5 separate regions of the Mus musculus genome follow, and all the other regions are linked to region 2. Evidence: chromatin loops called from intact Hi-C (ENCODE). Cell type or tissue: left cerebral cortex. All regions are shown on one strand.

Evidence for each region. Hi-C counts contacts between places; a loop is a spot of excess contacts. Peaks named below come from ENCODE experiments on the same cell type or tissue, not always from the same donor. Only the 100,000 strongest peaks of a DNase experiment are listed, where the experiment ranks them.
Region 1: a loop joins it to region 2, with 5 times the contacts of the local background. A loop is called at or near these places in 19 of 42 quality-filtered maps.
Region 3: it touches region 2 in a loop (7-fold over the local background); 19 of 42 quality-filtered maps call a loop at or near these places.
Region 4: a loop joins it to region 2, with 4 times the contacts of the local background. A loop is called at or near these places in 9 of 42 quality-filtered maps.
Region 5: it touches region 2 in a loop (2.6-fold over the local background); 24 of 42 quality-filtered maps call a loop at or near these places.

The regions. Positions count from the first base shown.
Region 1 is chr9:120,300,867-120,305,866 of GRCm38, reverse strand. It overlaps Myrip (myosin VIIA and Rab interacting protein), which reads right to left and starts at 1,794. Exons shown (of 17, transcript NM_144557.5): 1 at 1,667-1,794. In left cerebral cortex, a CTCF peak has its summit at 2,363; DNase peaks (open chromatin) are centred at 1,245, 1,628, 2,163, 2,703 and 2 more places; H3K4me3 peaks cover 2,825 bases; H3K27ac peaks cover 2,699 bases.
Region 2 is chr9:120,374,901-120,379,900 of GRCm38, reverse strand. The region is part of intron 2 of Myrip (myosin VIIA and Rab interacting protein); the gene reads right to left. Among named protein-coding and RNA genes, the nearest start is that of Gm34159, 14 kb to the right of the region's middle. In left cerebral cortex, a CTCF peak has its summit at 1,937 (motif pointing right); a DNase peak (open chromatin) is centred at 1,954; H3K27ac peaks cover 593 bases.
Region 3 is chr9:120,188,910-120,193,909 of GRCm38, reverse strand. No RefSeq gene overlaps it. Among named protein-coding and RNA genes, the nearest start is that of Gm38642, 23 kb to the left of the region's middle. In left cerebral cortex, a CTCF peak has its summit at 2,289 (motif pointing left); DNase peaks (open chromatin) are centred at 941, 2,301 and 2,802; H3K4me3 peaks cover 644 bases; H3K27ac peaks cover 2,764 bases.
Region 4 is chr9:120,138,856-120,143,855 of GRCm38, reverse strand. No RefSeq gene overlaps it. Among named protein-coding and RNA genes, the nearest start is that of Gm5922, 5.0 kb to the right of the region's middle. In left cerebral cortex, a CTCF peak has its summit at 3,026 (motif pointing left); a DNase peak (open chromatin) is centred at 3,016.
Region 5 is chr9:120,208,010-120,213,009 of GRCm38, reverse strand. No RefSeq gene overlaps it. Among named protein-coding and RNA genes, the nearest start is that of Gm38642, 4.1 kb to the left of the region's middle. In left cerebral cortex, a CTCF peak has its summit at 2,752 (motif pointing left); a DNase peak (open chromatin) is centred at 2,745.

The DNA.
Region 1 (5,000 bases), 74 kb after region 2:
CAGACATCATCTTCAGAGAGACATACATGCTTGACTATATATACACACACATGCCCAGAAACAACCATACACCACGAGGGGGGAGGAGGAGGGGAGGCAATTTCTCCTTAGACCTCCAGAGAGTCCCCAGCTAAAGAGACACAACTTCTAGTTCAGAGGCACCCCCTCCATAGGTGGGGGGAAGATCAGGAAAACAGCTACCCACTGGATTCCAATCTGAAGATGGAAAGCAGTCTTCAAAGCTTTACCAAAACTAAATATCTCTAGAAAAAGATATTTAGATCTGCAAACAGGGTCCTGATGTTGCTGTCAAATCCTTGAAATCACCTCATTTCCATACCACTCCTCCCGAAAGATCCCTTACAACATCTTCCCTCTACCTGGTACCACAACCCCAGCGCTTTTTCACACCGTACCCCGGGAGCCCCAGGAGCGGGGAGGTGGGGGGGAGAGAAAGAAAGAAAGAAATAAAAAAAAAAACGCCTGTCAATTATCCCAGGACTATGTGTAACAGTGTCATCACTGAGTATCAAAACTGCAGCTGGAGGTCAGAGGGTGAGAAGGACATGTGGGAACAGGGAAATGGCAGGGCAGGAGGAACAATCTCTCTCCCGTCCCTGGGAAAGTCTCAAGATAATAAACAAAATGTATATTATAGGTAAGGGGTGGGGCGGATAGAAATGTAGTCCATTTTCAAGGAATTTTAGCGGATGGGAGAGATCTTCAGAGAAAGCTGCTTTTCGGTGTGTCAGCTCCCTCCCTTTGGTGTGTCTTGGAAGAGTGGCTGGGACACACGTCCTGAGGACAAGGTTTATTTGGGAGACCAGAAGCCAAACACAGTCTATGTAAGCCCTGGCGCTTAGCAGAGTCCTCGACTCCACACTCTGCAGAAACATCAGTCAATTGAGTGACTAGAAGAGGATGGAACCTCGGATGCGGCAACTGTGAGCGTTCCCACCACACAAATGCTCCACAGCACGCTCACACGGAAGACAGCCAGACGTTAACCACCCCCCCACCCCCCGAAACCGCTATTGAGACCCTGCGGATGAGCTCGAAACCTCAACAAGTCTCCTGTCTTTGAAGATAGGAGGAACCGAGAAAGAGAGCAGGACGAAGGAACACCTCGCCCAGTGCCTGCCTCACCAGCGCACCTCTCCTCCTCAGGCAACCCGGGGCTGAGCCCAGACGCAGTCTGCCTTGGGGGTTAACGCTGTGCCCTGGCCATGACCTTCGGCGAGTACCTAATTAGCCCCATTTTACAAACATTAAGAGTCTAAAAGAGTCACGTGGTCCATGCTGGCCAGCTGCCGGGTGCGCACCGGGTGGTTTGAGGCGCCCGCCGGTGCGCGGATCCCTTAGCAAGGTGCGCGGCGCACCGCATCCCGAGCGCTACGTGGCCATCGGGGAAACGCAGGGGTCAGCTCCCGCCCCCGTAGCCACGGAAAGAGGCGGATCTGACTCTGTCGAGGCTAAGTCCAAGACCCCACCGTCCCCTCCGCACAGGCAGGCTGGCCATGTCCCGCAGCCCTGGCCCCAGACGCGCACCAGGTGCGGGGGACCGCGCGCGCGACATCTTCAGACACCCACCCCAAAAGTTGCGGCAACGTGGCAGGGAAGCATGGCATCGAGCTGCGGGCGCGGAGGGGAGAGCTGGAGGACTCACCCGGGGTGGCCGGCCTGGAGTGGGTCCGCGGCGGAGCTCATGGATGGCGGCCAGGCTCACAGCCACCGCGCCTCGGATGGCCCCGGGTCACCTGCCGCAGCCTGCGTCCAGCGCGCGATCCCGAGGCTGCAGATCGCCGGTGCGCCCGAGCTGGGGCCGCAGTCACAGCGGGAGCCGGGCAGCGCGGGCAGGACGAGGGCGCGCGGCGCGAGGGAGGCGCCCGCTCCAGGCTCCCAGCCAGCGCCAGCCCAAGCCACTGCGGCCGCCGCCACCTGCGGGCCCCGCTGACCGCCAATCACAGGCGCCCGGGGCGGCGGCGCGTGCGGAGGCGGGGCGGGGGCGCGTGCGGGGCGGCTGGCGGGAGCGGCGGCGACACCAGCGCGCCTGCGCCGGGACACCGGCCGCCTACCCCGCGGGTTCCTCGCGAGCTCCCCGGGTGCGCGGGTGGCACGCGCCGGGAGGGGCGGGGCGCATAGGGAAGAGGCGGGGCTGGGGCTGCGCGCACCCGGGTCGTTGCGGGCTGCGGCGCAGTGCGGTGCGGGGGTCGCGATCGTGAGCACCCCTACTCAACCAGCCCTAGCTTCAGGTCATCCCTAGTATTGAAGTCAGGCTCTGCATCCTTGGAGACCCGCCCGCTTGAAGGATGGGTCACCGCAACCTGGGCCTTCTTAGTCCTAGGAACAGCGCGACCTGCTGGCTCCAGCCTCACCAAAGACTCGTGGCCCGCCTGCATCAACATCTTTCACTTCACTGCCCCCCACCCCAAGGTATTTTTAAGGCACCGTTGTGATTCCGGTCTGGATTACGTTCTTCTCCAGGGAATTTACTGAGCTAGCCACGCTCGCTCATTCAACACACACTGACTACCTCGCACTTGGCTCAGGGGGTTCTAATCCTGTGTGCGCCCCCATAACCGCTGCACCTCTGGGATAGTGAGTCCTGGAATACTGCCAGTGAGGAGTGCTCTGGGGCGCGTGCTTGCAGTCCATGGTCCCCAAAGGATGACAAGGAGTTGAGATTGTCCTGCAATCTAGGGCCGCACTTGCTCATCCAGCAAGCCCAGGGCCCCGGATATTGAGACCAACTACTTAAGCCTCAGCAGCGTCGACTGGGGAACACCTGTCAGTGTCAACTGCCTGGCAGCAGCGACTCCGTCAGAATAAAGCTTCTATAGCGCTACGGCGGTGATTTCAAAATCTAAATCTCAGTTCTAAATCTCATAGGTCAATGAGCTGAGGTCGTGTCCTATGTAAATGCATGCAAGGTAGATGGGGGGGGGGGGAAGCGCCTTTGCGGAGCAACGAGGGAGGAAAATTAAGAACGTGTAAGGCATTAAATTGGTTTCTCTAAAGAAACGGTTTCCTCCCTTGAGGGATTTTTAAACTGCTAAAATGAAAGAAAGCTTATTTTGTGTACATTTTACTTATTTTCCGTTCTAAATCTGTTTATGTAGGCCCGGTTAGTATCCACACAGTCCAACATTCAACCGTTCACAAGACTCCCTCCTACCTTTGTCTGCCAGTGTCTCAGCTCCTGCCACTGAGCACAACCAAAGTGTGCTCTCTCTGGGGGAAAGCTATGTGTTATGATTGTGATGATCAATTGCAACTGTCAACTTGAGACAAACTAGAACCACCTACGAGGTGGTCCTCTGGGCATTCCACCGCAGGATTATCTTGATTATGGGGAGACCCGTCAGCTGTGGGCGGCACCATCCCCTAGGCTGGAATTACAAGATTCCAGGACTGAGTTCAGTCTTCTGTTTCCCAGAGTGCATGTTACATCACCCAACAAAATCCCCCTGCCCTGGGCTGGAGAGATGGCTCATGAGTTAATAGCACGGTCTGCTCTTTCAGAGGACCAGAGTTTGAGTCCCAGCACCCACATGTCAGATCACAACTATCTGTAACTCCAATTCCAGGGAATCCGAAGCCTTCTGACCACATGAAGAAGGCGTGCAAATAGCAGGCAGACCTATATACAGGCAAAATACTCATAAAATAAAAATAAAATACCTATGTACTTCTTGAACAAATCCAGTCTGTACGCACTGTAAAGGCTGCAATGATTTTTAAATATTTATTGTATGTGTTCATGGGCATTCAGATGCCAAGGCATGCACGTGGAAGTGTGAGGTTTTGAATGAAAGTGGCCCCCATAGGCTCATAGGGAGTGGCACTATTAGGAGCAGTGACCATGAAGTAGGTATGCCCTTGTTGGAGGTGTGTCCCTGGAGGTGGGCTTTGAGGTTTCTGAAGCCCAAGCCAGGCCCAGTGTCACTCTCTTTTCCCGTTGCCTGTGGATCCAGATGCAGAGCTCTCGGCTACCTCTCCAGCACCATGTCTGCCTGCACACCACCATGCTTCCTGCCACTACAGTAATGGACTAAACCTTTGAACCTGTAAGCCAGCCCTAGTTAGATGTTTTCTTTTGTAAGAGCACCCATGGGTATGGTGTCTTATCCAGCAATAGAAACCCTAAGGAACTAGACAACATTTGAGAGTTGGTTCTTGTCTTAGTCAGGGTTTCTATTCTTGCACAAACATCATGACCAAGAAACAAGTTGGGGAGGAAAGGGTTAATAAGCTTACACTTCCACATTGCTGTTCATCACCAAAGGAAGTCAGGACTGGAACTCAAGCAGGTCAGGAAGCAGAAGCTGATGCAGAGGCCATGGAGGGATGTTACTTACCGGCTTGCTTCCCTTGGCTTGCTCAGCTTGCTTTCTTATAGAACCCAGGATCACCAATCCAGGTGTGACACCACCCACAATGGGCCCTCCCACCCCTGATCACTAATTGAGAAAATGCCTTACAGCTGGATCTCATGGAGGCATTTCCCCAAGGGAGGCTCCTTTCTCTGTGATAACTTCAGCTTGTGTTAAGTTGACACACAAAACCAGCCAGCACAGTTCTCTTCTTACAGCATGTGCAAAGATTAAATGCTAGGTCACCAGGTACCCTTTATCACTGAGCCATCTCAAGGAACAAAGACTGGGGTATTCCAACAGTTTGTAAGCCAAGAAGATGAGATGGGCAGGGTGGTGAAAACCAGCCAGTGTTTACCTCTTGCACCTGCCCCCTTACTGGGGATTCACACCCCCTTGCTGGGGAGCCACGCCCCCTTGCTGGCCAACAGGGAGCCACTTTACCTCTCAGGGGGCCTTTGCAAATTCTCTGACCTCTAGGAACACACATTCACACATACACACATTTACATACATATACACACATATTCACACTCACACACATATACACACAATCACACACTCTCACACAAATTCACACATACATACTTATATATACATTTACACACACATAAACATATTCACACA
Region 2 (5,000 bases):
AAAAGTAAAAGAGGAAATGAGGTATTCATACATGTGCAGGACAATTGGACAGAACCGCTTCCCAGGGTCTGATGTTCATGTGCAGAGCTGCAGAGCCTCATGGATCTCCCAGTTCCCTGATCTTCTCTTCCCAGGAGGCCGCTGGGGACAGCAGTGTGCCCTCCTCTTCAGGCTGCCTTCCCCCCCCCCCCCCCCCCCGCTTACCCAGAGAGGAAGTGAACCCTAGTGCAGAGGCATAGATGTGGTCGGCTGTGTACATAGAAGGCCACTTGGGAATGAAAACAAGCAGCCACTTTAAGCACTATGATTTGGTTTTATTTTTAAAATATAATAGAAAGTATATTCTGAATCCAAAACTAAATTCATCCATTACTTTAACATTCATATTGAGCACATAGATTCATAGCTTGTTAAGATGTCTGTTGTGCTCATAAATGGATGCTACATAATTTATGTGGCTCTTTATGAAACAGACATCTGTGGAGCTGCTGCCTCAAGCCATGACATATCCTAAGCATGGAGCAGTTTAGAGACAGAAAAAGATGGGGCCATGAAAGACAAGAACGATGGAGCATGAAGACACTGCCCAGGGCTCTCTCCTGAAGGGATGGTGATGTTTGCAGACAAATGCCAGATACATCCAAAAATGTTTTCAGAAAACCTAAGTTAATGTTCTGTATCTATCCGGAAAGAGTTAAATATTTGGTTAGATCAATCTAGATATTGTTGTCTAGGTATTTTTTAAGATAAGGCTGATATCCAGAGGGCTGGACAGACAGCTTAGTAGGTAGGAGTATGCCCTACTCCTCTAGAGGCCTTAAGTTTTGATTCCTAGACACACACACACACACAAACACACACACACACACACACACACACACACACACACACACACACACAGAGAGAGAGAGAGAGAGAGAGAGAGGCAAAGACACAGACACACACAGATACAAGATATACACAGACCACAAATGGACACTCAGACATACAAAGAGACACACACAGATACAGACACATACAGATACACATACGCAACCCTCCCCAGATATACACAAACACACATGCACACATACACACACAGTGTCTTTAAAAAAGATTTATGTTTAAATCAGTAGACTTCAACTCACACCAATTACTCCCTGTAAGTGGCTAGATCTCACCCACACTCACCAGAGAAGCAGAAACAAGGCCGATAGACCACACCGCCTCCGGCCTTGAACTAGCAACTCCCCCTGGATCTCCAACCTCCACTCACCCTGAAGACTGGATCAGCCAGTGGGCACCATCACCTAAGCATATTCTGTAAGACAAATCGACCTCTCTCTCACACAAATGCCAGCGGTTCTACGCTCAGAGTGCTTCTCTCAGGGTGCACACACTGACCTGCTCTGGCTCCCACGGTAGACACCAAGAGTTCTTCCAACACTCAGAAGTGTGTGCGTATGTAAACAAGAATGCTGGAGAGGTCAGAGTGACCACGGGGTGTGTAATTTATCCCTGGAGAACACCTGTGGGCTACTGAGAATGACAGTTTGCCATCTGTCTGCAAGATTTTATTCTCTGGGCTGGCTCGGTAGGTACAGTGCTTGCTGAACAAGTGTGTGGTCTTGAGTTCAGATCCCCCAATGCCATGTAAAGCCAGGCATGGTGGTGCGCATCTGTAATCCCGGAGCTCTTACAGGGGGCTAGGGGGTTGAGCACCCTGGGAGCTTGTGAGCCAGCTAGCCTGGCATTTACAATGGTCAAGAAGAGACCCAGTCTCAAACAAGGTAGAAGGCATGGCCTGATACAGGAGATTGTCCCGTGACCTCTACATGCATGTCGTGACATGTGTGCAGCTACATCCACATGCATGAACACAGTCACAGGAACATGCAAACACGCACATGAGTTTTAAAAACCGATTTTTTAAAATTCACATCCGCACAGAGACCACTAGAGGGCAGCCCTGCACTTGGGAGCTGGAAGGTGTTTTCCTTAGCCAAGGGAATGAATGCACTTACTGCCTTTTATTGGGCAGCGATGACCAGGACAACCACACGAAATAACAACTACACTGAAACCCTTCAATACAATTTCCGTTTTCTTGTTACTAATTCTCTAGCCGTTGGGTATCCACGTTCACAGCCTTCCCAGACACAACACCTTTACCCAGCCTCGGAATAATCTTCCTTAGTGTGTGTGGTGAGCTACCTTCATTTGAGAGACGAAGAATCAGAGGCCCAAAGAGTGGGCACCTTGGGCGGAACTCCTGTGTGTGTGGTGCAGTCTAAGAGTGGTTTCAAAAGTGGTACAGGGGTGAGGAACTCCTGGCTGTTGACGGCTACTGGGGGGTGGGGGGTGTTTTCTTTAGTGAGGAAGTTTTCTTTTTGTGTTAGGGAAAGAGTCACAGGGCAGGGTCTTGGGCAGGCAAGCACAGAGGAAGGCAGCAGGCAGGCAGGGACTAGGAATAAGTGTCACATTGCTAAGCACAATTCCTAGAGACACCAGCACGTCCCTCTACACAGCAACAGAGCAGAACAGCTCTGAGCTGGATGTCAGGGCCCAGATGGGGTTGGAATTAAGCTTTCCCTGTTCCCTGTGGGATGGCTGGGAGGCTGCTCCAGGGGGTGACCCCAAACCCATGGGTGGGCAGTGCTCATTGAACTCGGCGGGTGACAGAAGCTCTAACAAGAGAGGACAGGACATGAAATTGGGAGAAGGCTGTCAGGGTATTCTGAGAGGAGTTGAGTGAAGGCCGTAGGGTGGTTGTTACATAACACATTGTATACCTGTATGCATTTATCCAAAAATAAAAAAGACACTGAAGATCAAGGGGTCAGGGGAAGGGCGTAAAGGAAGAGAAGGAAAGGAGAAGGGGCAAGGCTCGGCAAAGCTCAGTGGGAGTTTGCTTCACACTGAGCTCACGTGGAGCCCAGAGCTTGCCCTGGCCATGGAACCAGACCTGCTTTAATAAGCAAGGACAGGGTCTTGGAGTGCAGCTCAGGTGACAGAGGGCTTCCAAGGCTTGATTAAACCCTGGGTTTACCCCTCAGCACCACATAAACCTAGTGCAATGGCACATCCCTGTAGCACATCCCTGTAAACTCTGGGAATAGAGGCAGGGAATCTGAAGTTCTAAGTCAACTTCGGCTAGATACTGAGTTTGAGGCCATCCTGGGTCACATGAAATCCTGTCTCAAAACAAAAAAATAAAAATACAATAAGAAGAGGAAAATGTTTTGTTTCTATTTACCAGTCGTGTCTATAGGAAGCCACTCCAGAGGGTGGTGCCATGTCTATTATGGAATTTTACCAGAGGTAGACTCAGTCATACCTCACAACTAGCCAGTGCCAGCCACTGGGACATGGGTACCCTCAATGGCAGGGGAAACTGGGTGTGGCCCAGAGTCAACTAACATCCAGGGAGGAGCATGCTGTCCAGGGAAGATGCTGACGTGACTCAGATTAGACTGCAAACCTGGGTCTTTCCCACCTCTAATATTCTTGAGGGGAAGGAGATGAGGAGGGGAACAGAGAAGAAATGAGAGAAAGAAAGAGGAAGAGAGAAGAAGAGACAGAAAGAGGGGGGAGGGAGCGAGGGAAGGAAAGACTTAGAGAGAGAGTACAAGCAGTAGTTGGTAATGTTCTCATATAAAAATGGAAGAGGGGAAAATAAGGAAAAGCCACAAGTAAAGGAATCCACAATGAGGTGTCTGTGGAGAATTGGGGCAGCTCCAGGTCGGGCCCCAGCTCTCAGAAGCATCCTAACCCCTGTTCCCACCCTGTGTCAGCAAAGACCAATGGCGCTCGCTCGGTGCGGTGCTGTTTGTTACACAGCACACTGGGCAGCTGCCTGTCTAAAGCTTCTCTTCAAACACACCTGATGTGGGCCAAACATTTTACCTTGTCTCTGGTCTCTGTAGGAGGGTTCTGGTCTCTTCCAGAACCAGCTTGATTTGTGGCTCAAGGTGGTGCTGATGGCATCTGAACATCTGTGGGAGAGACACACTAACCAGAGGGGATTGTGTGCATGTATGTGTGTACATGTATGTGTGCATACGTGTGTATACATATGTGTGTGTGCACGTGCATGTGTGTGCATGTTCGTGTGTATGGGTGCATGTTTATGTGTGTGCCTGTGTGTGTGCATATGTATGTGTGAATGTGTATATGTGTACATGTATGTGTGCATGCATGTGTATGCATGTATGTGTGCATGTGTGTGTGTGTATGCTCGAGCCCATGAGTGTTCAGGGGGAGGCCAGAAGACAAGTACACCCTCCATCCTTCTAACTTTGATTTCTTTTTGAGGCAGGGTCTCTCCATGACTATCTTAGTTAGGGTTTTACTGCTGTGAACAGACACCATGACCAAGGCGAGTCTTATAAAAAAACAACATTTAATTGGGGCTGGCTTACAGGTTCAGAGGTTCAGTCCATTATCATCAAGGTGGGAGCATGGCAGTATCCAGGCAGGCATGATGCAGGCAGAGCTGAGAGTTCTACATCTTCATCCAAAGGCTGCTAGTGGAAGACTAACTTCCAGGCAACTAGGGTGTGGGTCTTAAGCCCACACCCACAGTGACACACCTACTCCAACCAGGTCACACCTATTCCAACAAGGCCACACCTCCAAATGGTGCCACTCCCTGGTGCAAGAATATACAAACCATCACAATGACCTAGAACTAACCACATAGGCTAGGCTGGCCAGCCATGAGCACAGGGATCTGAATGTTTCTCTCCAGCACCAATGTTATAGACATGCATCACCACACCCCACGTTTATACACAGCTTCTGGTGACTGAACACATGTTCTCACGCTGGCAAAGCAAGCACTCAGCACTTCACCACACGAACCATCTCCTCAGGCTTTACCTCCCTCAAAAGAGGCCTCTCAAGACTTTTACAAAGCATCAACGTTTGCTTCATTTTTTTCTTTTTTAGCAGTGAAAAAAAAATACACATGACAATAAAAGAAAAGATCGGTGTGTCTAGATAAACATCACTTTCAAGGA
Region 3 (5,000 bases), 190 kb after region 2:
AGTGTGAATGGAGAGAAGGGGACATATAAAAATCTCTGATTTACTTGACAAAGGGATCTGCCCTCATCGAACAAAACTCTGGAAGCTCAAGGAAAACCACTATTGCAAACTCAAAATGGAGAAAAAATGACTGCCCCAAGTTATCCTCAGACCCTACTCCTCCACACATGAACTGCTACCTCCAAGTGCATACATACATATAGGCATACATGCATACCTGTATACATACATATAGATGTGTATGCGTACATATCTGTATATATACATATAGACATGTATGCATGCATACATATCTGTGTATATACACATATTTACATGCATGCATACCTGCATACATACAGATAGACATGCATGCATACCTGCATATATAAATATATATGTGGAGAGAGAGAGAGATGCATGCATACATACAGACATGTGCTCACACATACTTGCATACATACATATAGACATACATATATACATGTATATATGCATTCATACCTGCACACATACATATCATATCTACATATATACATACAGACATGCACACATGCATACCTATGAACATACATATAGCTATGCACGCATACCTGCATATATACATATATACATGCATGCATACATACATACCTGTATACATACATGTATGGATGGATGCATGGAATATTTTTTATGGGAAAAAATAAAAGTAGTGGAGACAGAGAGGTTTGTTCTTCCTAAAATGGCCGCTCCTGGGGGAGTCCAGGAAGCTGTAGTCCTACTGTGCTTCCTCCTCTCCCTTCTACTCTCCAAGTAGGAAGTCTCACTCTTTCTGCAAGGCTTGCATAACTCCTCTTGGCATATCCTCTTCTTCAGATCTTCGTGTGCATCAAGACCTCCTGGAGTCAGAGCCAAGCTCACAAAAGAGCTCAAAGCTATATCTGCCTGCAAAACACCCTCAGCTGCAGTCTACAGAGTCATGGGCTTTGGCAAAAAATAGCGGAATGCGGAGTTAGCATAGCGCCAGCCATCCACGTGTTCTGAAAGTGGATCAACCACTCTGCAGGCTTGTTCTGCTGACCTCAGGATTTCCTTTTGTCTTTCTGCCTAGCAGGTTCCAGGTTCACGAAGAAGCTGACAGGATGCTTCGAGCACAGGGTGAGGCCTCAGAAGCCAAGCCAAGTGGACTCTGGGCAGGCTACATAGAGACTGGGGCTTGGAAACATTGGGCGACCCCTCCCACTTGGTAATCGCACGCTGTCCAATTCGAGGCAGGATGGAACCTGCCACAGAAGGGAACATATCCAATGTAATTATGACACCGCTTCCCTAAGGATTTTTGTGTTTTTATCCCCATGCTTGTGTGCTCATGAGTGAGTGCAGGCACACGTGTGCCCAGTGCACAGGTGACAATCAGAGGAGAGCTGCAGGTAACTGCCTCACCTTGACTGAATCCAAGTCTCATGTTGTTTCCCGCTACACACAACAGGCTAGCTGGCCTGTGAATTTCTGGGGATTCGCTGCCATCTGCCTCCATCCACAGGAGCAGAGGGATTACTGGATTGTCTTACCGTGTGGGGCTTTCCATGGGTCCCTGGGGTCCAAACTGAGGGTCTCACACTTGCATACCAAGCCTTTGCCCACTAAGCCCTACAGCATCAACGCTGGCCTCATGAGGAGGAGTATTTGTGGGGGGTTCGTTTGTTCTGTTTGCTTGTTGGCCAGCCAGCCTCAATATTTTACAACATGCTGAGTCACTGGTATCACAAATATTTTCTTCTTTTACCATGGCTGTTGTTACCAGGCACCAAACAATGAGACTTCAAGGTCCAAATTAACGTGAGCATCCTGATCAGCACCCCAGCTCCTGTCGCTGTGTAAAGCTGATACCACAAACGTAGGATCTGACCAAGCCTTGGCTTTGCCTGGCTGTTTCTGTCTGCGGTAACCTCAGCCTTGGGGTTAGCTTGTCTGTCCTGTCGATGATGGCTCCATACTCCTCTGGAATGAGAACTCTCCTGAGCTGGGGCTCTGGCCACACCTACACTGGCATGCAGCTTGCTCTTGAGAGCTACGCACGGCTGCTCTGTGTCATCAGCCCGAGGAAGGAAGCAGTAAGCATATCCAGTCCCCCTTCTGCGGGCATTTCCATCAAATCAAAGTCAAGACGAATTCTGACTCAAAAGCTGCCTCTATGACAAAGCTCTCAATTGCCTACTATTCCTGAAGAAGAGAAAAATCTCTCTGTATACCATGAGTATGGTGGTAATTAGAAGCCAACCTTTGTCAGCCTTGGCCCCACTGAAAAGTTCAGAGGTTTCAGGAGAAACTGCAGCCGGTGCTGCCCTCTAGTGGCCGTTTATTCAGGTGTCTTTGGAAAATGGGCTTGAAATTGAGAAAGGCTATGGAGGTGGTGGGGTGGGGGGAGACGATGCAGGGGCTAGGGAGGAGCGGGCAGTGCGAAATGGTCACAGTATTAAACCAGCTCCTAATGACGTATACCCACAGATCAATGCGTCCGTCAGCCCTCAACAGAGAAGCTTCTTTTACAATAGACGGCGGCGATTAACACCGAGACCCACAGAGCCTCCAGGCTGTGAGGAGAGCGAGCGAGAGAGAGAGAGAGAGAGAGAGAGAGAGAGAGAGAGAGAGAGAGAGAGAGAGAGAGAGAGAGAGAGAGAGAGAGAGAGTGTGTGTGTGTGTGTGTGCTCAGCTGAAAAGCGACATCTCCGGAACCGCTGCTGGAGAAAAGGCAGAGAGACTGTAAGATCCAGAGGCAGTGGATAACGAAAGGGAAAGAGACCCATCCGGATACAGCAGGACAGCTGCACATATGAGCTCACCCGTGGCTGTGGCAGCGGTCTCAAGCATTGCACAAACCTAAGCCCACCGAACGCCAGTGTGGAAAGGGGATAAGTGTGAGCCCCACACCTGAGGAGGAGCCATTGGCGGTTAATGGCTGCTAGGAGCGGAAGAGTCCGTCTTCTTTAAGGGTGTGGGCCCTGCTAAGTGAAAGCACCCCGGTCCAGTGGGCACCCACCAGATTATGTGGGTGTGCCAACTGCAGTGACTTGGTGGACTAAAAGGGGGGCAAAATTAGGTGGAGAGGGAAGAGGGGATGAAGAGAATGGGAGAGGCTGGGGACGGGGCAGATATAACTTTGTACAAAATTCTCAAAGAACTAAGAGGAATTGAGGGGGAAAAAAGAGAAAGTCCTACTTTTATTATTGCTTAATGAGTCATTTTTTGTGTGTGTAACTAGACAACTTTTAATCCCCCTTATTCTATGAGTTTTAGAAATTCTGAAGACCCACTTCTGAAAATAACCTTTTCAGTGTAAGTGGACACAAAACTTGTTTGGGGTGATGCGGGATGGGCGGCAGTTTGACTGGGTCTGTTCCTACGGAGGATGTTTCTGGATAACGTGAAAATCTAAGTGTAGACTGATGTGGTGGCGTAGAGAGTTAAAGGGTGGAGACACAGCATGGGCCCCATCCAGTCAGTGTATGGCCCACATAGCCCCGACAAGCTGTGACACTGGCTGCCACTGGACTTGAACCTGTTTATGTTCACAGGCTCTCAGCCTCTGGATTGGAGCTGACACTGTCTTACCCAGGGTTTCTATTTCTGCACAAAACATCATGACCAAGACACAAGTTGGGGAGGAAAGGGTTTATTCAGCTTATACTTCCACATTGCTGTTCATCACCAAAGTCAGTCAGGACTGGAACTCAAGCAGGTCAGGAAGCAGGAGCTGATGCAGAGGCCATGGAGGGATGTTCCTTTCTGGCTTGCTTCCTTGGCTTGCTTAGCCTGCTTTCTTATAGAACCCAAGACTGCCAGCCCAGGGATGGCACCACCAACAAGGGGTCCTTTCCCACTTGATCACTAATTTAGAAAATGCCTTACAGCTGGATCCCATGGGGGCATTTCCTCAAAGGAGGCTCCTTTCTCTGTGATAACTCCAGCCTGTGTCAACTTGGCACACAAAACCAGCCAGTACAGACCCCAATAGGTCTCCCTGGCCTCAGGCTCTTGGGTTTCCTCAGACTCACCATCAGCTCTCATATTCTGGATCCTCAGTTTGTAAGCATGGATATTAGAACTGCTCTGCCTTTGGGCTCACAAGCCAGTTCTTGATAACGAACATCCCCGTGCATACACAGATTGTTTCTATTTCCTGAGAAGTTTGACAAACGAGCTTGACTTCAAGGAATTTGGAGAAAAACAACAAGAAAGTGGTAATCTGGAGACACTGACTCCAGCTAACAAAGTAGGGTGGAGAAAATTGAGAAAGAAATCAAGGAAACCATACCTTTCAAAAGCCTCAAAAGAGTTTGAGGGATAACCAAAGAAGTGAAAGACTTGCACAATAAAAATCTTAAGAATTCAAAGAAAGAAACTGAAGAAGACATCAGAAGATGGAAAGATCTCCCATGCTCATGGATCAGTGGAACTAAGATTGTGAAACGGATACCTACCAAAAACAACCTACAAATTACATGCAATACCTATCAAAATTCCAACATAATTCTCCACAGAACCTGAAAACACAGTTTCAAGCCTCATATGGAAACACAAAACACCCACAATAGCTAAAACAATCCTGAATAATGAAGGAACCAATTGAGGTAACACTATCTTCAATATCAAGTTGTACTATAGAGATATAGTAATAACCACACAGCATTGGCATAAAAATGAACATATTGATTGATGGTATCAGATTGAAAACCCAGACATAATTTTACATACCTATGGTCACCTAGTTTTTAAAATAAATAAATAGCCAAAAACATACACTGGATAAAATACATCACCTTCAACAAATAGTGCTGGATCAAGGACCTCAGTGTAAGGCCAGATACCCTGAAACTGATTAAAGAGAAAGTTGGGAATAGGCTTGAACTCATTGGCACAGAAGAAGACTTTCTGAACGGAACGTCAATAGCACAGGCACTAAGAACAACAACCAATGAATGAGACCTTATGAAGATGAACAGCTTCCATATGGCAAAAGACACCATCATTTGAAAGAG
Region 4 (5,000 bases), 240 kb after region 2:
TCAGCACACAGACACAAACAGGGACATATATCACTCACACACACACATACACAGTCACACACACACACTCACATACACACACATACATGCACACACACTCATGAAGTAGAATGGGGAGCAGTTGGACAGAGCATGAGGGGGGTTTCAGGAGTGGGAGGAGACTGGGAGAAGGCAGCATGGACTAGGATCATAAAACACTCTACACAGATGAGAACTTCCAAGTAGAAATTAACAACTGAGGCCTCTTCTCTACTGCTACACACTGCTAGTGTTGGACTGCAAAATGCACACAAGCAGAGGTTTCTCCAGGAAAGCAGGGACACTGCGTGCTGTCACAGGGACACTGTGTGCTGTCACAGGGACGCTGCGTGCTGTCACAAGGAAACTGTGTGCTGTCACAGGGAAACTGTGTGCTGTCACAGGGACACTGTGTGCTGTCAGGGAGAAGCTGTGTGCTGTCACAGGGACACTGTGCTGTCAAAGGAAAACTGTGTGCTGTCACAGGGAAACTGTGTGCTGTCACAGGGACACTGTGTGCTGTCACAGGGAAGCTGTGTGCTGTCACAGGGAAGCTGTGTGCTATCATTGGGAAACTGTGCTGTCACAGGGAAGCTGTGTGCTGTCACAGGGACACTGCATGCTGTCACAGGGACACTGTGTGCTGTCACAGGGAAACTGCATGCTGTCACAGGGACACTGCGTGCTGTCACAGGGAAACTGCATGCTGTCACAGGGAAGCTGTGTGCTGTCACAGGGAAACTGCATGCTGTCACAGGGACACTGTGTGCTGTCACAGGGAAGCTGTGTGCTGTCACAGGGAAGCTGTGTGCTATCATTGGGAAACTGTGCTGTCACAGGGAAGCTGTGTGCTGTCACAGGGACACTGCATGCTGTCACAGGGACACTGTGTGTTGTCACAGGGAAACTGCATGCTGTCACAGGGACACTGTGTGCTGTCACAGGGAAGCTGTGTGCTGTCACAGGGAAACTGCATGCTGTCACAGGGACACTGTGTGCTGTCACAGGGAAGCTGTGTGCTGTCACAGGAACACTGTGTGCTGTCACAGGGATGCTGCCTACTGTCACAGGGAAGCTTGTGCTGTCATAGGGAAACTGTGTGCTGTCACAGGGACACTGTGTGCTGTCACAGGGACACTGTGTGCTGTCACAGGGACACTGTGTGCTGTCACAGGAAACTGTGTGCTGTCACAGGGACACTGTGTGCTGTCACAGAGAAGCTGTGTGCTGTCACAGAGAAGCTGTGTGCTGTCACAGGGACACTGTGCTGTCAAAGGAAAACTGTGCTGTCACAGGAAACTGTGTGTTGTCACAGGGAAGCTGTGTGCTGTCACAGAAAACCTGTGTGCTGTCACAGGGAAGCTTGTATGCTGTCACAGGGACACTGTGTGCTGTCACAGGAAAACTGTGTGCTGTCACATGGAAGCTGTGTGCTGTCACAGGGAATTGTGTGCTGTCACAGGGACACTTTGTGCTGTCACATGGACACTGTGTGCTGTCACAGGGAAGCTATGTGCTGTCACAGGGAAGCTGTGTGCTGTCACAGGAACACTGTGTGCTGTCACAGCAAACTATGTGGTGTCACAGGGAAACTGTGTGCTGTCACAGGGAAGCTGTGTGTTGTTTCGGTAAGCTGTGTGCTGTCACAGGTTTCTGCATGCTCTCACACTGAGAGATGGAGAATGGAGAGTTTCATCGTCTTTGCTTTGTTTCGTGTGGATGAAGGGCCCTGTTTGTAAGCAGAGAAAGTCTTCTTGTGCCTCCAGCATCCTGGTTTGCCTAGTACCCCAAAACAACCAAATAGGTATATATTTTAATTATCACTTTCATAGCTTTTGAAACCAAAACGTTTTAAAAGACCTTATTTTTTTAAATATTTATTTATTTATTATATGTAAGTACACTGTAGCTGTCTTCAGACACTCCAGAAGACGGCATCAGATTTAATTACAGATGGTTGTGAGCCACCATGTGGTTGCTGAGATTTGAACTCAGGACCTTTGGAAGAGCAGTCCGCGCTCTTAACCGCTGAGCCATCTCACCAGCCCAAGACCTTATTTTTAATGAGATGTGTGGGTGTGCCTGTAAGCACAGTCCCCACAAAAGCCAGAGGACAGCATCAAAGTGCTGGAGTTTCCCCCCCCCCCCCAAGCTTCCATTAAATCACAAAGTAAGCAGTCGGAGATGCACTTGTCTTTTTGTAACTTGTTCTGTTTAGTTTTGTGTTTTACAGGGGTGGGGGCGGGAACGTATTTTGGTTTAGGTTTATTTAGTGTGTGTGTGTCAGGGTCTCACTATGTATCCCTGGCTGTCCTGGAACGCACTTGGTAGGCTTTGAACTCACAGAGATCTTCCTACCTCTCTTCCTAACTGTTGGAATTAGAGGTGTGTGTCTTGTGTGACATAACCTGTCTTGTTTTTATTTTTAAGACTGGGTCTTTTTGTGTTGCTCAAGCTGACCTCAAACTCACCGCCCTTGCTTGTACTGGTTAGTTTGGGCTGTCAAGCTGATACAGCTTAGAATCAGCTAAGAAGGGAGTTTCAGCTGGGGGACTGGCCACATCAGGCTGGCCTGTGGGCATACATATCTTTGGATGATTGTCCAGATTATTATTTGAGTCAACCTTTGTGGGCAGCCCCAGGTCCTGGATAGGGGGCTCTAGGCTGCAGAATTATGCAGAGTCTGGCTGACTGTGTCCAAGTGAGCAGGCAGCATGCAGTGTGGGTGCCTTCATCTCTCTCTAAACTTGACTGAGGCAAACTGTCTCGGCCTCTGCGATTTCCCTGCAGTATGGGGCAGTAACCTGGAATCATAAAACCCTTTCTCCCGTGTTGCTTTTAGCCAGCTTTTGTCTTTTGTGCTTTGTTTTGTTTTTAATCACAGCCACAAAAAGCAAACTAGAAACTCTTCGTGACTCAACTGTGATTACAGGCTTGTGCCGCAGCAAACAGAATTCCAGTCAGAAGAGGTCTGTTCTGGCAACCATGGTACTGTCCTGCCCCCTGGTGGCCAGAGTAAGTCAGTACCAACAGTTGAAAGGCGTAGAATAATGCTATTCAATTAGAAAGGCTCTTCCTGGATTGCCCTGGTAGCTATCTTATGGCTACATAAAGCTGTGATATTAACCAAACAGTTCCCAAACCTTATCAAGTCCCATAGAAGGTGACTGACATGCTGACAGAGATCAGGAACTAGTCATAATCTGGGCCAAGTTCACTGACCGTTCAAGAGTTTCCATGTTGTGACAGTATTGTTCCTAATTACTGTATTAGATATCCAGATGAGCTGAGAATGTCAATGCTCACCTATCATCCCAGCACTCGGGAGGCTGAGGCAGGAGGTCTCTGTGAGTTCAGGGCTGGGGATGTAGCTCTGTTGGTACAGTGCTTGTCTAGGATACAGAAACCCTGGGTTTGACTCATGCACTGAATAAAACCCAGCATGGTGGCTGTGATGTGACTTTTCCTTGGGAAATGCAAACAAACATGTATTCACTTGCATAAATCATTGAAAACAAAGAGAACAATTCTACCCACTGAAGTCTAGGTCAGTGAACTAGCAAGTTTATGAATGTTATTACAAGAGACTGGATGAGGAGTTACAGGAACATGAATAACTCCAGGGAAGGTGGATCACCACTCCAGGACAGGTTAACAACCCATAAAACCAGCATCCCTAAAGCTCCCAGCACAGTTTGCAGCCTGTCTGAGAGTATATTTGTTCAGCAGTCACCACTGACTTCATAACCTTGGGGAGGGGGGATCTCACGAACCTTGTAATTTTCAGGAGCCTCCTGAGACTTGTGTGTTTACTTCCTGGGTAAGCCCCTCCTCCTGCTCCAGGAGCAATGCAGTTTCTCACAATAGAACCTGTGTCTGTGACACCGAAGCCCTCTTAACCTTGTTATTCAGACTAGATCCCTTATTGGTGCTTCCATATTTCTTAAGGTTTCCAGACTGTCTGACTGACACTTTAAGTGGTGGATAATTCCCAGGTACACTTGCCCTTGGGAGTGGTGGGAAAACAGCTGATGCCCCTCTACCTAAGTCATTCTAAAAACTAAAGACACCCTCCAAGTAAGTTTGAACTTGTGTCTCAGTTTCCTATTTGCTATGAAGATCTCTTTATTGCTAATTTTATTTTTATGTCCATACATAAAAATACTTTATGGGCTCATGTGCACCAAGTGTATGCAGGTCCAGAAGTGGGCATTGGATATCACACACACACACACACACACACACACACACTAATCCTTTCTTTTTAAATCTAGACACGCTAGTGCGCACTTGCAATCTTCACACTGGGGAGGCAGAGACAGGAGGAGGATCCCTAGGGACTGATGGCCAATCAGTCTAAATGACCTATTTGCAGAAACCTAGACCACCCAGAGCAATGATTCTCAACCTTCCTAACACTGTGACCCTTTAATACAATTCCTTATGTTGTGGTGACCCCAACAATAAAATTATTTTCGTTGCTACTTCATAACTTCAATTTTGCCACTGTTATGAATTGTAGTGTAAATATCTGTGTTTTCTGGTAGTCTTAGGGGATCCCTGTGAAAGGGTTTTGACCCTCAAAGGTGTTGTGACCCACAGGTTGAGAACCACTGACCTAGAGACTGTCAAAAAAAAGTGATGACATCAGAGGCTGACGTCTTGACTTGTGCTCACACATACACACACGATCAGTTCACATAATTTTTAAGCCAGGTATGGTAGTACATGCCTCTAATTCCAGCTCTTTGGAGGCAGAGGCAGGTGGATGTCTGTGAATTTATGGCCAGCCTGCTGGTCTATGTAGTGAAGAAAGTTGCAGGCCAGCTTGGGCTACATAGTGAGACCCTGTTTTTTTAAAAGAAAGAAAAGGAAACATACACTTTTAAATATATATATATGTGTGTGTGTGTGTGTGTGTGTGTGTGTGTGTGTGTGTATTAAAAATATATGTATATATGTATGTGTGTGTATATATATAA
Region 5 (5,000 bases), 170 kb after region 2:
GATTCCTTGCTTTATTCTGCTAGGAAACAATAGCCCTGTCTTTCCAAATGTTACATTGTTACTGCTTTCTTATGCCATGGCTTTGGTTGCTGATCCCACATCAGGCCCATGTCTGACTGATGATACTTCTGCTGCTTCTAGAAAGCTTCCCTCTTCACTGAGGATGTAGGTCAGTGGTCGAATGCTCGCCTAACATGAAAAGGGTCCTGGATTCAAGGGTTCAATTCCCCAGTTCCTCAAACAACAACAGCCACAAAAAAAAAAAATATGTGCAATAATAGTGTCTATAAAGACCTCTCTCACATGCTCTGGTTAAAAGACAATTCCAGGGCTGGATGTGTGGCTCAGTTGGTAGAGTGCTTGCCTAGCACACACAAAGGCCTGGATTTGGTTGACAGCTCCACGTAAGCAGGTCATGGATGCACACGCCTGTAATCCCAGCACTCGGATGGAGGGAGCAGTCAGAGTATCCTCAGCTACATGCTGAGTTTGAGACTAGCCTGGGCTGCATGAAATCCTGTATTTGATCGAGCAATCAGTTAATTAGTTAATTTAATTATTGAACCAAATGTGGTGGCTTATGCCTGTAATCCAACCATTTCGGATGTACAGGCAGAAGGTTCAGGAGTTCTAAGCCATTCTTAGTTACATAGAATTGGATGCTGCCCCAAGATACAGAAGATCCTGTCTCTCTTCCTTCTGTAGGAAGAAAGGAAGGAGGGAGGGAGGGAGAGAAGGAGGGAAGGAAGGAGGAAGGGAGGGAGGGAGGGAGGGAGGGAGGGAGGGAGGGAGGGAGGGAGGGAGGGAGGGAGGGAGGAAAGAACCTCCAAGCCATCCTAATTTTAATTATAAGAACTGGAAGATGCGGGCGTGGAGCAAGGGAATTTAACAATTCTAAACATAACCAACAAATAAACCATTTCGGATTCGGGACCATGTGTTGACATCTTCCCTGAAATCCCTCTGCGGTTGACCACAGAGCCACTGTCCCCATTTACGTATGAGCTTCCTGGACTTAGTTCTAAGTAACCCAGAAGCAATGACCCCTAGCAAGACAGTGATACTCCTGCCTCCACCTCCAGAGTGCTCGGATCACAGGTGTGAGCCACCACTCCTAGTTTGTGTGATGCTGTGTATCACACCTGGGACCTAGTGCATGCTAGACAAGTTCTCTACCAAGCAGGCTCAGCCACAGTGGGTACTTCTTAGAGAGGTGTAGGGTTATCCCAGAATCTGGCCTCTCTTCTACATCTGCATTGTCTCAACTGCTCCCTTGGTGTGCTGACGTGTGTGTGTGTGTGTGTGTGTGTGTGTGTGTGTGTGTGTGTGTGTGTGTTGGCTATACTGTGTGTGTGTGTTGGCTAGTGTGTGTGTGTGTCCAACTTGACACAAGTCAGGGAAGAGGGACTCTCGACTGAGAAAACACCTTCATCAGATTGTATGCAAGTCCACAGATATTTTCTTGATGAGTGTGGGAGGGTCCAGCCCACTGTGGGTGTGACCTCCCTGGGCAGGGGGTCCTGGGTTGTATAAGAAAGCAGGATGGACCAGCCATGGGAAACAGGCCAGTAGGCAAAGTTCCCTCATGTCTTCAGTTCCCATCTTCCCTGAGTCCCCCCCCCCTCCCCGCCCCCACTTCCCTGAAGGATGGACTACAAGGGTTAAGGTGTAGTTAACCCTTCCCTCTCCAAGTGTTTGGTCATGGTGTTTACTCAGCAGTAGGGAGCAAGCTAGGAGCCATTTTTACAGCGATGTCTTGGTGTCAAGTTTAAAACCCTCAGCCTTTGGTTGTTCCAATGGAAACTCTTTTACTTTCATAAGTGACTGTGAGTTGACCCAGCCATAATTATAACTCAGCAGAGACTCCTTTCTGGAATGTTCCCTATCATGACTCCCTCCCTGTTCTCTAATTAGCAACTCCCAGAGCAGAAGTCTGTCCCCTCTTGTCACAGCTATGATCACTGTCCAGGGTCCAGCTGACTCACAGGCCTACGTCAGTGAACCACGGGCCACTGGTGACACAGCCATCTTTTCTCTGTGGGGATAATAAGGAGTCTCTTCAGAGAGGCACACAATTATTTCTAGAGGGAAAACACTCGGGGTCAGTGCATGAATACACATTTATTCATTATGGAGAAAGGTCTTATCAAGCCAGGGGAAAAGGAGAAAATCACAATTGCTTTGATTGCTGATCTTAGAGGGGTGACACAGACCAACGTGTCCTTTCTGAGCAGAATCAAATTATTTTCCTCCCCAGTGAGGTCTGACGACTGCCATCGTGGCTGAGTTATTGGTCTGGGAATGTGGATGGATGATGTGGAAATAATAGAAAGATATTAAATGTGATTTGAATCTCTGCCACAGTGAGGATAATGACTCAAAAAAAAAAAAAAAAAAAAAAAAAAAGCCTAAGAGTCTCGTGCTTTAGAAAGTGCTCTGATGCCCAGTTAAGAACGCCTGTGGACCACCTCTTTCCTCTTGAATTTCAGATTCCAGGATCTACCTGGGAACATGTTGACACACTATAGCATAATGCATCACCTATTTTGGCTTTGTCCCTGGTTCCTAGTAGAGTCCCTAAGACCTGCTGGATTTCCAGAGAGATGCTCATACCTTTTGGTATTCATAAAGAACCCTCTTTTGTAGAGACGTGTTTTATTTGTAATTATGTGTGTCTGCGTATCTGTGTGGGTTTGTACACTAGATTGCTGGCCAGAACTCCAATTTCAGGCAATGGGACAACATCGCCCTCTTCTGGCCTCTGGGGGTACAGCATGCACATGGTGCATGTACATACCGAGAGGAGGAACACTCATACACCCAAAATAAATACTCTTTTTTGTTGTGGTTGTTGTTGTTGTTGTTGTGTTGTGTTTTGTTTTGTTTTGTTTTTGTTTTTTGAGACAGGGTTTCTCTGTGTAACCCTGGCTGTCCTGGAACTCACTCTGTAGACCAGGCTGGCCTCGAACTCAGAGATCCGCCTGCCTCTGCCTCCCATAAATACTCTTTTAAAAGAGTGAGGAAGGCCAGGGGGGGCATGAGCAGTAAGCAAGCAGACCAAACGGGTGTGCAGATTTCTCTCTGCTCCTGACTACTGCTGTTTGACGGACCAGCTGCTTCAGCTCCCAAACGAGCCCTTTCTGAGATGAGGACTGTATTCAAGATTGACCTTGCTATTATGATCCCCACCTGCCTCAAGGCCGGTGTTACATATGTGCACCCACACCGCTTGTAGACTTTTGCACAGCAAGGTTTAGTGAGACTCTGGGTTGGTGATGCCGTGGAGGTGTTGGGGTATGACCCACAGAGAGGGCATATGGTCTAATATTTTCCATGTTTGTGAGTATGTGTGTGTGTGCGCAGTGTGTGTGCAGCATGTGTGTGCAGTGTGTGTGTGTGTGTGTGGTGTATGCACTGTGTGTGTTCAGTATGTGTGTGTGGTATGTGAAGTGCATGTTTGCACTGTGTGTGTGCAGTGTGTATGTGTGGTGTATGTGTGTGTAGTATGTGTGAAGTGTGTATGCACTGTGTGTGTGGTATGTAAAGTGTGTGCACTGTGTTTGTGTAGTGTATGTGTGCAGTGTGTATGTGTGGTGTGTGTGTACACTGTATGTGTCCAGTATGTGTATGTGGTATGTGAAGTACATGTGTGTACTGGGTGTGTGCTGTGTGTGTGTGTGTGGCATGTGTGCAGTGTGCATACAAGCATGCTGGTTTGCACATATGTGAGCACACATGAATATGTAGGTATTCATTGAGGTCTCTCATTTAAACCAGAGCCTACCCATATGGCTATCTTGACAGTCAGCTCAGTCCAATGCTGGAATCACAGACAGGCCCACACACCCAACATCCCCTGGTTTCTGGGGACCTAAACTCCGGTCCTCCAGTTTGTGAGGGAGGCACTTAAGCTCTGTGCCGTCTCCACAGCCCAAGGTTAGCATTCCTGAAGCAAGGAGCAAAATGTGTTGCCTCCAACGTAGATGAGGCTCATCAGGTCAGTGCTGGGCTTTAAATGACACAAAAGCCACTCGCTTGGCCCGCTGCCCGAGGCACCACCGTAGGGGGCATCAGCCAGGCTCAGTGGCAGGCCCTCAGTCCGCCCCATCCCCTCTGTCTCTCTCACTGTCTCTGTGTCCCTGTCACTCTGTCTCTGCCTCCAGGCTGCCTTCAGGTGAGGGCCTGTGCTCCACCCTGGATACTCACACATTACTCTTCCTCAACGCAGGCCCAGAGCCAGCCTGGACTCATGGGCCAAAAAACTCTGAAATTGTGGCTGCGCAGACGCTCAGAGGTTAAGAACACACACTATTGAGGACTGAATTCAGGTCCTCAAACTCATGTCAGGCAGCTCACAAGTGCCTGTAACTCTAACTCCAAGAGACCCAGTATCCATTTGTAGCGTCCACAGGCACACTCATGTGTACAGATGCGCACACAGACACACATAGACACATGAATAAAAAGTAAAATAAATCCTTTTTTTTAAATAGCTGTGCTTAAACCATGAGTCAAAATAGATTTTTTTTTCCTCCTTTCAGGTTGATAGTCTCGGGTGCTTGGTCACGGTGACATAAAGCTAACACCGAGACTCACCCAGCTGTTAAATCTGACACGAAAAGAAGCCTTACCCTGAAAACTGCACGTTGACCTTGGGACTAGAACCCTGGCCCCTTCCTGCCTCTCTGTGGAGACACCTGCTCTTCCTGTACCTTCAGCCTCCTCCAGGAACTGCTCCACGGAGTCTCCCATGTTCTCATCCTCCAAACTCCAGCCACAACCACTTCATCATCTCTCCTGATCGACAGCTTGCTAGTCGCCCTCAGATACTAATGCTCATCGCAGTCCATAGTGATGTGAGCCATTGCTTGCGATAAATATGTGGACGTGAAACACAATACACCATAACAAGGTTGTTCTAGAGCTTCAATACTAAAGGGGAGTGGGAGCAACCGCTGCAGAGAGCTGCGCTGTCCAGCAGACTCCCTGGGACTGTAGAA